2 separate regions of the Homo sapiens genome follow, and region 1 is linked to region 2. The links are chromatin contacts, found by Hi-C or POLR2A ChIA-PET in ENCODE. All regions are on one chromosome and are shown on one strand. The core of a region is the stretch at or near the end of the contact, and the rest is flanking DNA. Distances in the headings are between cores, read along the strand shown. Region 1 overlaps UCK2 (uridine-cytidine kinase 2). Region 2 overlaps UCK2 (uridine-cytidine kinase 2).

The links. Hi-C counts contacts between places; a loop is a spot of excess contacts on that map. ChIA-PET counts read pairs that join two places held with the same protein, here RNA polymerase II (POLR2A). Pooled maps may share reads with other maps.
Region 1: POLR2A ChIA-PET joins it to region 2 with 11 read pairs in activated CD8-positive, alpha-beta memory T cell. The contact joins two enhancer-like sites. A Hi-C loop is called at or near these places in 2 of 50 pooled maps. POLR2A ChIA-PET finds 5 or more read pairs at or near these places in 5 of 52 experiments (A549, AG04450, MCF 10A and 2 more).

The regions. Positions count from the first base shown.
Region 1 is chr1:165,909,942-165,916,505 of GRCh38, forward strand. It overlaps UCK2 (uridine-cytidine kinase 2), which reads left to right. Exons shown (of 7, transcript NM_012474.5): 7 at 1-1,677. Among named protein-coding and RNA genes, the nearest start is that of MIR3658, 5.3 kb to the left of the region's middle. RefSeq lists a silencer at 1,971-2,265. Within about 2 kb of position 1,275, at least 3 of the 41 ENCODE cell types and tissues checked have a DNase peak (open chromatin) inside an H3K27ac peak, as active enhancers do.
Region 2 is chr1:165,855,242-165,862,146 of GRCh38, forward strand. All of the region lies in intron 1 of UCK2 (uridine-cytidine kinase 2), which reads left to right. Among named protein-coding and RNA genes, the nearest start is that of UCK2, 31 kb to the left of the region's middle. RefSeq lists a silencer at 1,771-2,065 and enhancers at 5,672-6,172, 6,173-6,673. Within about 2 kb of position 1,875, at least 5 of the 41 ENCODE cell types and tissues checked have a DNase peak (open chromatin) inside an H3K27ac peak, as active enhancers do.

The sequences.
Region 1 (6,564 bases), core at 25-2,524, 54 kb after region 2:
CCACTGCCTTGGAAGATGGACTCCTCTCATCTCTGAGCCTTTACCTAGCTGCTTCCTCATCTACCTGTGGTGTTGGGACCAAGCCTCCAATATCTCTGAATAGCCCACTCCTAGCTTGGAAACAGCTATAAGGGCTGCCCTGCCCCTTGTCAAATGATCACCAATTCTTGGTGGCTTGGCTGGGGACAATGAACAGTGTCTGCTGGGGTCTGTGACACACTGTTTCTGGAACAAGGAAGGGATGGAAGGCTCTACCCCTCCGTGGCAGCCCAGCATTTGGCCAACTCTGTATCTGAACTTGAGCTTTCTATGGAACAAACAATGGTCTTAGTTTTTTAAGAGCCTCTGGGTCTCTGATTCCATGGAGAGTCAGGAGTAGAATTAGTGGACCAGAAACCATGACATTTGCCATCTAGGTACTCTGCTGTTCAGGGTGGAGGCACAGATGAGCAGAGTGGGGTGATGTTGGTTGTATGTGCATAGAAGTCCCCTGGCTCCAGAGCCATCCAGTGGTGCTTGGTTCTCTCTTCCTGCCCAGGTATTGTGTGTGGACCAAGTGTTTAGGAAACAAGCATAGAAGCATTATGTCACAGGAAGGCCTGGCCTCTCACTCCTTCACACTAATGAGCCTTCTACTGACCCAAGTTTCTTTTTCTCGGGCAGCCTGGGACCACTATGAGCAGAGAGATGGGAGTCTGTGTAAGAAGGATGCAAGTATCCTTTGATTTGGAGTGGACAGAGCAGGTCCTTGCAAAGGCAGTGGGTTAAACAACGGGATGTCTGTGGGACAGGCCAGGGAAGGAGGGCAGAGACAGGGTCTCCAGTTCACCTTGCCGCAGAACTAGCCTAATCATCCCTGCTTCTGGTCTTGGCCACTTGGCAATCATGGGGAAGTTGACTCCCCGCCTCACTTGGGCTTGGAGCTGGATACTTGTGGCCACGCCCAGGATAGGTTGCCAGAGTTTCATTAGGCCGCTGGGTCGGGCTGGAGGCTTGTGTACACCTCGGAGCAGTCGGGCAGCAGGAGGGCCGGAAGCCTGGTTGGTTTGTATATGACCTCTCTTGCCCTTGTGCACTTTCCTTGATTTAGCAACCTTGACCTGCACTGGCCCTCACAGCTGTTGGAGGGAAGTAGCCTCTTGCAGGGAAATATTTTCCCCTGCCCTGGAATCTCCTATGTGCCTGTTAAAGATTCCAGGGCCAAGAACTCGGCAGGCTGAGGAGCAGCTAGGTAGGTGGGTTATGCGGTTCAGGACTGCTTCTGGAAGGGACTGCCTGTACTTCTGTACCACCGTTGCCCTTTACACTTTGCTCAGGGCGGGGTGGGGGAAGCATTCAAACAAAACAAGGAAGGGAACTGTCTGGCAAAGCATAAGTGGATGCATCCAGAGCTCAGTCCCCTTTAATCTTTTGTCTCTGGGCGTTCTGCTGCCTTCCTCATACCGGGGACTGGCATTCCAGGTCAGCTTGGCTGTGGTCTTAGAGGCAGGGAGTGCCTACCCAGTCCTGCCTCAGGAGCAGGGTGAGTAGCTAAATACAGACTTAGGCTTTTTTTTCCCCCCTTTTAAGATGCTTGCTCCTCTCCCTTTTCTTTTTACCACCCTACCTTTATTGTTAGTGGTTACAAAGTGACCACATATTATGTACTTTGCTGTAAATAAAGACAGACAAAAAGGCTCTCGCCTTCTGTGTGATGCTTGGCCCAGAGCAGCGACCGAATCCTGGCTGTGTGGCCCAAGTGGCTCAGGAAGGGCCATGCTGTGCATGTGTGGTGTAGATGTCACTGGGCCTGCTGTCACGAAGCCTCATGATCCTGGGGTGTATGTGGGGCAGACCCCAGGCCTCACCTGGGCTCAGATACTGGTTCAGGTTAGTGGACTTGCAGTTCTTGTCAAGTGGGAAGCCCGGGCCAGGGTTTCTGGGAGCCTTTGGTTCTTAGGACAACCTGGCGCTATGTTCCCCTGATTCCATCCAGTTTACCTGGCCTCTGCCCCATTGCCTTCCTTAGGCTGGTGACCCAGCCCCTTCCTTGCTCAAACAAACCCTTTTAAAGTAAACTTTTTTGAGGGAGATGGGTGGAAGATGAGGAAAGTTTACATTATAACAACACAAACAGTTCCATGTTGTCCACACGCAGTGAATGGATGTATGTGTGTGTCTATCCCTGTTTTTCAAAGACCTAGGCTACCCACCAAAGATAGATGATTGGCTTTTGTCAGGGTGTGGTGGCTCATGCCTATAATCCCAGCACTTTGAGAGGCCAGGGCAGGAGGACTGCTTGAGGCCAGGAGTTTGAGACCAGCCTGGGCAAGAGGGTGAAACCCCATCTCTACTAAACAAAAATTAGCTAGGTGTGGTGGCACATGCCTGTAATCCTAGCTACTCGGGAAGCTGAAGCACGAGAATCACTTGAACGCAGGAGGCAGAAATTGCAGTGAGCTGAGATCACACCGCTGCACACCACTGCAACAGAGCAAGACTGTCTCAAAAAAAAAAAGGAAAAAAATACGGCTTCTCTGTTGTTTGTGGTGCCCTATCCCCTATCAGCTTGCCACCTTTCTTAGCTTCTCATTCAACTCTTCTACCACTGCCTACCAGGCACCCAATGACTGTCATTGATGAGCAGAGCCATTTTCTTTCTAGCCACTCACTCCACTCTGACAGGTGCAACCCCATCTGTGAATTTAGCAGGTTTTTAACAGGATCTGCCCTCAAAAGGTGGCTATTTTAAACAACACGCAGGTGCCCCTGCAAGAGCTAATGTAAGCATTGTCAACTTCTGGCAGGTGAAGACATTGTGTGTCACAGTGAGTGGCTTGCCTGGTGTCACACAGGCAGTGGTCGTGCAAGCCGGTGCTTAGCTGTGGTTCAGTTTCCCTCTGCACTGCTCGCAGTCTCACCTGTCCCAAGCCGACCACCTCTGGACTTTGATGCTTTGCTTGGGATGCCAGTTGGTTCTCACAGTGTGTTTCTGCACCTTTGTTGTAGTTAGAGGGGACCGTGGTACAGGCCAGTAATGCCCCAGAGTTGATTTTTTATTTTTGTCTCCCCACCCTTGTGTCACAACATCCTCTGAGCCATCCTCCAGCTCCACAGCTAGGAGGAGACGCCTGTTTGACTAGTGCTGCTTTAATCAAACCCTAATTGGGGCAGATTAAAAGAAACTTGTTAGGACCTGCTGAAAGGTTTTAAATAAGGGGTGGAGAAGGAGACTTGGGATGTGGGAAAGTGCTTTGAGAGGATGGAACCAGAGATGGATTTCTGTTATTTGGTGCTGGGGGGATGTTTAGATTTCTTTCTTTTTTTTTTTTTTTTTGAGACAGAGTCTTGCTTTGTTGCCCAGGCTGGAGTGCAGTGGCGCGATCTCGGCTCACTGCAAACTCTGTCTCCCAGGCTCACGCCATTCTCCTGCCTCAGCCTCCCAAGTAGCTGGGACTACAAGCGCCCACCACGACTCCTGGCTAATTTTTTTTTTTTGTATTTTTAGTAGAGACGGGGTTTCACCATGTTAGCCAGGATGGTCTCAATCTCCTGACCTCGTGATCCACCTGCCTCGGCCTCCCAAAGTGCTGGGATTACAGGCGTGAGCCACTGCGCCCAGCCTTTAGATTTCTATTTTAAAGCAGACTGTAATCAGATCACTTCCTAAACCCAGAATGAAGTAAAGCTACTTGCTAGATTTTGGATTGTGTGTGTGTGTGTGTGTGTGTGTGCGCGTGTGTATACACACACACACACACACACACACATATGCTTATAATTTTTTCATGAACTAAAATAACAAAATACCAAGTAAAAAAATGTGAGTTAGGACTAAACCAAGATATATGTTCTCAATTAAATGAATGGAGGTGAGGGGCAGGAGAATATGAAGTTGTGCCTTATACACACTCCCTTTTCATACAGTCAAATCCACGCTTAGCATTGCCTTTTCATATTAGGGTGTGTTTGGTCTAGATCCAATGGTGCCTATGGACTAGATCCAATGGTGCCTATGACATGGTGCCCAGAATGAAAACAGTGCAGGGTTTAATGCAGTGTTCACTGAATTCTGACTGTTCTGGTCCAGGGAAAGCCACCATGGCCTCTGCCTAAATAGCTCACATGTGATGGTGGAATTCTATGCTGAAAAGCCCAGGAGTTTTTCACCCAAGATAATTGTAGTTGTGGATGTTCTCAAGATTTCTCTTTATAATGGCATGTGCTTTCTCTTCTGTTTCTGAAATTTCCAGTTTGCATTGTAATGTTCATATTCACCTTTTCCAGCTCTCGTTACACTTTTCATTTTATCCTTAAAACAGTCCTGCGAAATATATAAGGAATGTGGTCATGCTCCAGTTTTACTGAGAAGGAAACTTGATTTAAACCCAAAGCAACTGCTGCGAAGTAGGACAGGCTGTATAGTCAGGTTGTCTGATGTGTGCCTGCCATCTAATGGTGGGATTCAGATTGCAACAGGAAGGTTGTTTTGGTTGCTGAACTTGGCATATGCTTGGCTACCATGGTTTATGAGAGTTGTTGGAATGTCCCTAGAAGTCTCTTTTTTTTCTGGAAAAAAAATTTTTTTAAGCGATGGGGCAGGTCTTGCTGTTCCCCAGGTGGGTCTTGAACTCCTGGGCTGAAGGGATGGATCCTCCTGCCTCAGCCTTCTGAGTAGCTGGGACTATAGGCATGCACCACAGCACCTGGCTTTTGGAAAATCTTTTATTAAAGTCTTCACTAGGGGAGATGGAAGCTGACCCTCTTAATTTCTCTATTGCTACCATCTGTTGTAGTGGTTCCACAAGATGGCCATCATAATCAGTGGGTGGGCTTGTTTAAAAACTTTAGTGGGATCCATTCCTGAGAATTCCAGGGAGGGAATTTTTTTTTTTTTTTTTTTTTTGATAGGGTCTTGCTGTTGCCCAGGCTGGAGTGCAGTGGCATGGTCATGGCTCATTGCAACCTCAGATTCCTGGCCTCAAGCGATCCTCCCACCTCAACCTTCTGAGTAGCTGTGACTACAGGTGTGCACCACCATGCCCAACTATTTTTTTATTTTTCTAGAGATGGGGTTTTACCATGTTGGGGAGGGAATCTTTTATAACAAACTGTACAGATGAATCAGATGAACAGGCGGGGTTGGAAATGAGGGGCCTTGTGTATTTAACCATATAGACCATTAAAATCTATAGTGTTCATTGTGTTGGGGATCCCATTTCTCCCAGAAATGTCCTATGTGTTGCTTAAGGAGCTCCCCTGCCTGCATGGAGACTGGAAAGAGGGTTTCGAGGCTGCCCCCAAGCCCATTCAAAGCCAGCACTGTTCTCTAAGGTTGTCAGACCCCAGGAGGTTCTAGGCTGGAATTTTCCTGGGAATGTTCCTTAGGATGTCTGCTAGAACTGGGGTGCTTTTAGAAGTTAGCGAGCCCAGTGGCCTTCAAACATGTTTTGGCTATGGATCCCTTCAGGAAATCTTACCTGAAGTTTCAACATGCAAATCAGAGGAAAGCAAAGCTGTGTGGTTGAAACTGGCAAGGGGTGTCTGGAGCCTCCCCTTAGCCTCTCCCTTGAGCTTGGAAACCATTTAAACCCAGGCTTCTCACTTCACAGATGACGAAATAGACCCAGAAGCAAAGTGACCAGGTCAAGAGCCCATTGTTGGGCTGTAGGTCTGCAGTGGATTGGATTAGGGCTTTACAGAGAACTGAACACTGTTTACAAGTTATGTTTGGTTAGTTGATATCCGCTGAGTTCTGTAAAAGGGACTCCACCTTCTCCTCAAGGACCTCAGTGTTGGCTGGCCTCAACCAAGTGGGGAGGTGGCTTGTTTGGGGAAATATCTCTGGAGTTAAACAGACCTGGATTAAAAACTTGGCTCCCTCACTTAATAGCTGGTCTTGGGGAAGCTGTTTGGCTTCAGTGTCTACATCCATAACCCAGGGCTAACCTCCTTGTTTTGCCTAGAGTATTGAATGAGACTTTACAGGTAGAGTGGCAGGACAGTGTTGGCACAAGAGCTGCCCAGTGAGTGGTGGCTGATTTTGTGCTTCTAGTCTATCCCTGGTGCTTGGGTTGTGGGTGAGGCTGTGTTGTCCAGAGATCTGGGAGTGGCTGGCTGGCTTGGGAAAGAATACCTAAACTAGACTTCTCAGCAGCCACTGCTAGAGCCCTGCCCCTAGGCTAAACTCAGCTGTTGCAGAGAAGGGTTTAGTAAAACCAAAGCAGGATATTTTGATCAGACATCAAATGGGTTTTAGAGCTTGGCCTACCCCTGGAGCTCTGTGCCTCGCAGGCTGAGACACACCCATTTCTGGGCCCTTTGCCAATCCCGATGCCCACTTTGGGGTGAGGTTGTGATATGGAAGTTTGGTTCGGGGATGGCGTAAGGAAGGATATCTGTTGCACATATTATTTAGTAATTTTAAAGGGATCCTACAATTTAATGGTGTGTGTTTCACCATTTCTTCAAAATAGTGAAAATCAAAAAGTCCTGGCATCAAAACGAAAGGGTCTAATATTGTGTCCTCTGATTCTTCAGCTAAAGGGGCTGCCTAGGGGGTCAGACAAGCTGAGGGACACTTGG
Region 2 (6,905 bases), core at 625-3,124:
GAAGGGGAGTTATATAATGTATTAGGCTTTCTTAATTCATTCCACAAACACCTATTCCTAGTTCTTGTCTGAATCTCCATTTATTTTGCAGCAAAGATGTCCCCAAATAAGGTGCTTATATATAGCAACAGATTCTACTTCCTTACATTTTGTTTCAGGACAGCTCACACAGTTTTTTTAACACATTTCAATGGGCCCAGAATCCATCGTGGTAGGAAGTAAAACTGTTTTTACATATATATTCGGTCACTTCCCAGTTTTTTCTTTTCTTTTTTTTTTTTTTTTTTCTTGCAAGCTCCTTCTGTCTGGGCTGACTGAGACCCACATAACATCTCAGCCAGCTGAGTTGGACATTCCCGGGTTTCTGTTGGTGTCTGAATATGTGCAGAGCAGTAGAATATGTGCTACTTGAATCTTGCTGTGCGTGAGCTGCTGGAAGTCGCTGTGTCTGACTAGTGTGTAGAAGCTGGGGCTACCTGTGATGGGGAACATGAATATTCGAGGAGCACAGGTGGATGTGGGGTGGGGACGTGGGGTGTGCATCGTCACAGAGCCAGCCTGGCCCTCTGGAGAGTTGGAACCCTGTTTCCTTGTCCTGGCCAATGTGAAACCTTGGGAATAGTTGCAGAGTAGAGAAATCAAAATACACAATCTATTCTCTGCTTGGCCTTTTTACGCCCTGGTGCAGATTGACTAACCTGTGGTTTTTGATCATCTCTGGTCCAGCGGTTGGGAATCTGTGCTGTCTATAGCATCTGAGTGTTGTGAGAATAAAATGTGAAAATAGGTATGAAAATATATATAAACCATAAAGAATTTCCCCATGTTAAAATGATGTGTGTCTTCCAGTGTAGAAGGTTTTATCTTTTCTATATCTGTATATATAAAAAACATTTATTACATATTATAAGATACATATGTCTGCATTCAGATGATAAAACTAAGGCCCGGAAATGAAAGTATCTTCCCAAGCTCACACAGCTAATCAGTGGCCTAGCCAGTGCTTGAATCTTCTCTTTGAATTCTGATATCTAGTAAGCTGAGTGGGGCCCATTGAAGCAGTAGCCAAATTATGGTACTAAGTACCGTCTGATACATTAATTTATTCAGCAAACATTACGTGCCTGTTGTATCCCCAGCTCCTGGTATTTTGGGTATTAGGTGATTTTTTTTTTTTTTGTCATTAAAATTTCCTCCCCCCACCCCCACCCCACAAGTAACTTGTAATGAGCTTCAGAGGCATTTAGCTTTAAAACAAAAATCTTCCTCCCTCTTTTTAACCACACTACCCTTGGTTCTTAGTTTAAAAATTTAGTTGACATTCCTGTGTGTTTTTATCTTGCAATTGGCCGGAGGGTTATTTATTAGGAAAAGAGATTTTGAATGATTTCAGTAAGTGAACTAGGAGTTGTGATACACGATTATATTAAATTGCTTATGGTTAGTTTTCCAGGAGGTGATTTAATTGTTCACCTTCCTAAGTCTTCAGTCTTAGGCTTATCCAGTGGGAGCTGGAAAGCTTTAATAGGCAAGTTTATTGGAACACACTTCCAGAGTCAAATGTCACTCTTGGCAGCTGCAGATGTCAACTGGGACAAGTATTCAGAGCCTGAGAATTAAGGATATGTGTTAAATATGGCCCTCATAGGCGGCCCCAGGGTTTTTTTTTTTTTTTTTTTACTTTTGCGAACATGTTGACAGAGATGAGGCTCAGAAGGCAGGTATACATGTGCCTTGTCTTCATTCTCTGCAGAGAGAATGTTTTTAGGGGCTTGGGAAAGTATTTCAACTCGAAGAAAGGACTTATAGTTACTAGAATCTTCACATCTGCTTTCTCGAGTGACCTTGAGTCAACCACAGTCTTGTGGGGTAGATGGTATTATTCACCCCTCTTTTGTTACATATTAACATGACAAAACTAAGACTCAGAGAGGAAGTGCCTTCCCCAAGCACATGCAGCTAGCCAGTGGCACATCCAGTACTTGAACCCTTTTCTCTTTGAATCATGCTTTGTACTAAGCTGATCACGGTCCACTGTAGCAGTAGGTGACTTATGGTACTAAGTACCATCTGATACATTAATTTATTCAGCAAACATTGAGTGTCTGTTGTATCTCTAGTACCTGGCATTGCAAAGATGAGTAAGGCAGTAGACAGATAACTGACATAACCCATGACAGTGCAGTTGCGTAAGTGGCATGATCTGGAGTGCAGAGTACTGTGGGGACACCCATGAGGGAGCCACAATTGCCTGGGGTAGGGAGTTGGAGGAGGCAGATGACAGGAGGTAATGACTGAGCTGGAGCTGGAGGGATGAGCAGGAGTTAGGCAGATTGCAAAGGGGGTGCGGGCATGTGCTGGGTGGCATTTCCAGACAAAATCGGAGGGCTTGGAACAGCAGTGTGTGCTCACACCTGGTACGTAGCAGGAGTGAGAGGCAGGAACAGCAGTTTGAGGCTTGACAGCCCTGTGTGCGAAGCGAAGCATTTGAATGATGTCTCATTACCACTGTATACCACATGTCCTTCCCCTGCAGCTTTGGCTGACATCTGTCATTCTACCCTACTCCTGTTGGCCTTACTTTCTCCCTTTTACCCCTCTCAACGTTTGCTTTAGGCTGTCAGTGTTTACTGCACCCCATAAAAGGTTAGATCCTCCCACCAGGCCTGATCTGACTACTAGGAGAGACTGTCTGTATCTGCTGGAGGGATTGAGAGAATTGGTACAGAAGGAGTTTTGTGGATCATGACATCTAGAATTAGCACTCTGAGAAAGAGGGAGTAAGCATGGTATTAGGATTGGAAAAAGGTTTTTTTCCTTTCAGACCATTACAAAAACTCATGAGTTCAGGATGTATCAGTTGTGTGAATAAGGTGGATGTTTGAAGACCCCACTAGCATGTGTTGAGTTTACAGCCACTGTGCAAGATGCATCTTAAAGATTGATAGTCTGTGCACTTTTATCCCGAGGTGTGAGGTACTGGACCTCTGTCATAGGGGAGAGAGTAGAGGCTCAGAGAGGTTAAGTAACCTGCCTGAAGTTGCTCCACCAGTAAGATATGGAACCAAGGATTCACATGTGGGCTGGCCAACCTCTTCATGCCCTGTGCCTCCTATGTGTGTAGGTGGGTCTGTCACTACTGCCCTGGGTGTCCTGCAGAATGGCTGTGGTTCCCAGTCCACCCCCTTGGGAGCCTTGCCTACATTAGCTCGATTTGCTGACAGGTGAACAAACAAGCAACCAGCTGCTCTGATAGGCCTGGGAACTTGTCCCCGGAGAGAATGCCCAAGTCCAGGAAGGTTATGCCAGGTCATGAAGCAGAAGTGTCTGGACATGTCACACAGTCTGCTGAGCCAGCAGTGCCCACTTCATAGCCCTTTCTGTAGGGCCCCTGTGTTGACTCCCTGCATGGTACTCGTCCCTTAGCCCAGGAGAGGCCCCATGGGAGGAGGGAGAGTTGCAGCAACTTCTGGACCCTGAGCCATAGGAACTTCCCCTTCCCAATCTCTGAGAAGATGTTCACAGTGACCTGGCCAGGGTCACTGCAAGAAAGAAAATGGAATGCTGATGGGGCAAGGGTGACAGGGAAGCCAGGCATTCCAGCTGTGTTCAAAGCAGTGACAATGACTGTGGGAGCGGGTCCTGTTTTATATATTCATCATTCTGAGGCCTTCAGGGACTATTTTGTTAGCTACATAAGTGTTGAAAGGGCTGCGTAAACCAGAAATCAAATTCTGTAGATTGGCATCTGCTGGATAAATCTTCTGCTGGGATTGCTACAACATGTTGAATAACCGTGTGTTTTGAAGAATGAAAAAGATAAGACAGTTCACTGAGTTGCAACGTTTATGACACAGGGAATGGAGGACTGTAATTAAATCTACATAAAAAGGCCATGTTTTCCAAGTGTACTTTGAACTTGGGGCAGGTGTTCTGAGTGGGTGGGTGCATCATCTCATTTCCCCCTGCGGAGGAGGCTGCTGGCAACCTGGGAATGGAGGTTAACACCATTTGTTACCCCTGAAGTTTCTGGATGTCTAGAGGAGGACCCCCTTCCTGCGCCCCGCCCCTCCATGCACCAGTCCAGAGCTGTGGTCTCCTTCCTGTGTTGGAGACTCGCTGCTGGTCCTCCGCTGGTGTCTGAGTTGGTTAACCTTAACTGAACCCCTTAACTGAACTTTTCTTGTTACATGTATTCCAGCTCTCAGTGAAGTGACATTCTGCCCTCTGGGCCCAGATCCCTGAACCCTTCCCTGCATTTCAGACCTAAATAGCACCCTGTCAGAAAGATCAGTGGGGCCGGGAGCTGTGGCTCACGTCTGTAATCCTAGCACTTTGGGAGGCCAGGGTGGGTGGATCACTTTGAGCCCGGGAGTTTGAGAACATCCTAGGCAACATGGTAAAATTCTTGTCTCTACAAAAAAACCCACAAAAAATTAGCAGGGTGTGGTGGTGCATGCCTGTGGTCCTAGCTACTGGGTGGGGAGGAGTAGGGGGAAGCTGAGGTAGGAGAGAATCACTTGAGCCCAGGAGTTCAAGGCTGAACTAAGTCATGAGTGAGACCCTGTCTCAATAAGATCAATGGGTTGGAAGTGAAAGTCCCTTCCCAAACTCAACTCTGGGGAAGAAGCTCTTGCCTTCTCTGGCCCTCCCCTGCCCACCTTGTCCACCCTGCTTTGCCCATCACAGCAGGCCTCCCGTTCCACTGCAATAACCCTCCCCACTAGTCTCCTTGTGCGGGACCAGTCTTTACTCTTCTTTGGGTTGCTGTTTGCGTCAGGGCTCACAGCTTTGAAGGAGGTTCAAGCCACCATCATATTTTGCTATAGTCCAGACTGCTGGACATTGATCAGTCCTCTGTCCCCACCTTAACCCTGTGCACGCAGTTGCACTGCGGGGCAGATTCAAGATGCTCACCCTGTGTCCCACTGCTTGTTTTCAGGCTGTGTTGATCACACCTGCCTGCTGCCTTTCAGGATCACCTTCTTAGTTCTTTGTATCCACCTTTGTCCCCACCCTCCACAGCCTTGTCTTGAAGGCCACATACCACACCTTTGAAGCTGCCCTCTTCCTGTTGAAGCCTTCCTTGCTTTTCCAATTGCTTTTCTACTGTTGACAAAAGTAGAGGGGACTGTGACCTAGGGTTATAATTCATCTCCCTGCAGTTGTGCATGATGTTTGTGCAGAGTGAATTCTTTTTTTTTTGAGACAGGGTCTCACTTTTTGAGACGGGCCTCACTCCAGTTGCCCAGGCGGGAGTGCAGTGGTGCAATTGCAGCTCACTGCAGCTTCGACCTCCCAGGCTCAGGTGATTCTCCCACCTCAGCCTCCCAAGTAGCTGGGACTACAGGTGCACACCACCACACCTGGCTAATGTTTTGTATTTTTAGTAGAGACAGAGTTTCAACATGTTGGTCAGGCTGGTCTGGAACTCCTGAGCTCAAGTGATTCATACGCCTCAGCCTCCCAAAATTCTGGGATTACAGGTGTGAGCCACAGCGCCCCGCCCCAGAGTGAATTCTTAACCTTATCTCATATCTATTCGCTATTCTTGACTCCCTTGTTTCTATTATAATCCTTAGAGCCGTGGTGGTCAACTCCAAGAGAGTAGGAACCAAGTCTGCATGATTTGCCTAAAATACTTGATACTTTACTGGGAGTAAGTATAATACTTGAAACTGCTTTGTTGAGAAAAATAAAAGAAAGCATCTGTCCAGTCTACTATAATAAAATAGCTTAGACTGGGTAATTTATAAACAACAGGAATTTATAGCTCACAATTCTGGAGTCTATGAGGCCCAAGTTCAAGGCACCAGTAGATTCAGTGTCTGGTGGGGGGCCCATTCTCTGCTTCATAGTTAGTGCCTTTTATGGTCTTCACTTGATGGAAAGGGCAAAAGGTATCCCCCAAGTCTCTTTTAAAAGGGCGCTAATTCCATTCATGAGGGCTGAGCCTTCATGACCTAATCACCTCCCAGAGGTCCCACCTCTTAACGCTATTGATACGTGGATTAAGTTTCAACACAGGCATTTTAGGGGGACACAGGCATGCCAACCTTAGCAGCAACTTTTCATATAATTTGTATCCTAAAAACAGTAAAACTCGGCCGGGCGCGGTGGCTCACGCCTGTAATCCCAGCACTTTGGGAGGCCGAGGCGGGCGGATCACGAGGTCCGGACATCGAGACCATCCCGGCTAAAACGGTGAAACCCCGTCTCTACTAAAAATACAAAAAATTAGCCGGGCGTAGTGGCGGGCGCCTGTAGTCCCAGCTACTTGGGAAGCTGAGGCAGGAGAATGGCGTGAACCCAGGAGGCGGAGCTTGCAGTGAGCCGAGATCCCGCCACCGCACTCCAGCCTGGGCGACAGAGCGAGACTCCGTCTCAAAAAAAAAAAAAAAAAAAAAACAAAAAAAAACAACAGTAAAACTCAATAGCTCTGGTTTATTGACTGTTTATTACATGCCTGCTAAGATAGGCATTCCCTACCTGGCCATTTTACAGATGAAGGAACTCAGGTTAAAGGAGGTTAACAACCTTGTCCAAGGTCAGACAGCACATCTGGATTCAGACATCAGCTTGTGTGACTTAAGCTTATTTTTCTCTTCACCATGCCAGTCCTGCCTCTAGCAAAATACACGCAGATTTCATGATACCACTTTTAATTTCAGCAAATTATGTTATCATTTTCAATTAACTGATAATTAGCTGGCAGTCCTTGGAAGGTAGAAGGAGTTCTGATGGAAGCCCTCATCGTTTTTTATTCTTTCATGACTTCCACTTGAAGGTCCTTGCTTACTGAAATGGAAGCCATAAGTCCTCTCGTCACCCTTGGTAGAAGGGTGCTAAATCATCCTTGCTAAATACTTGACGGAAACCATCAGTCATCTCGTTTGGCTCTCATC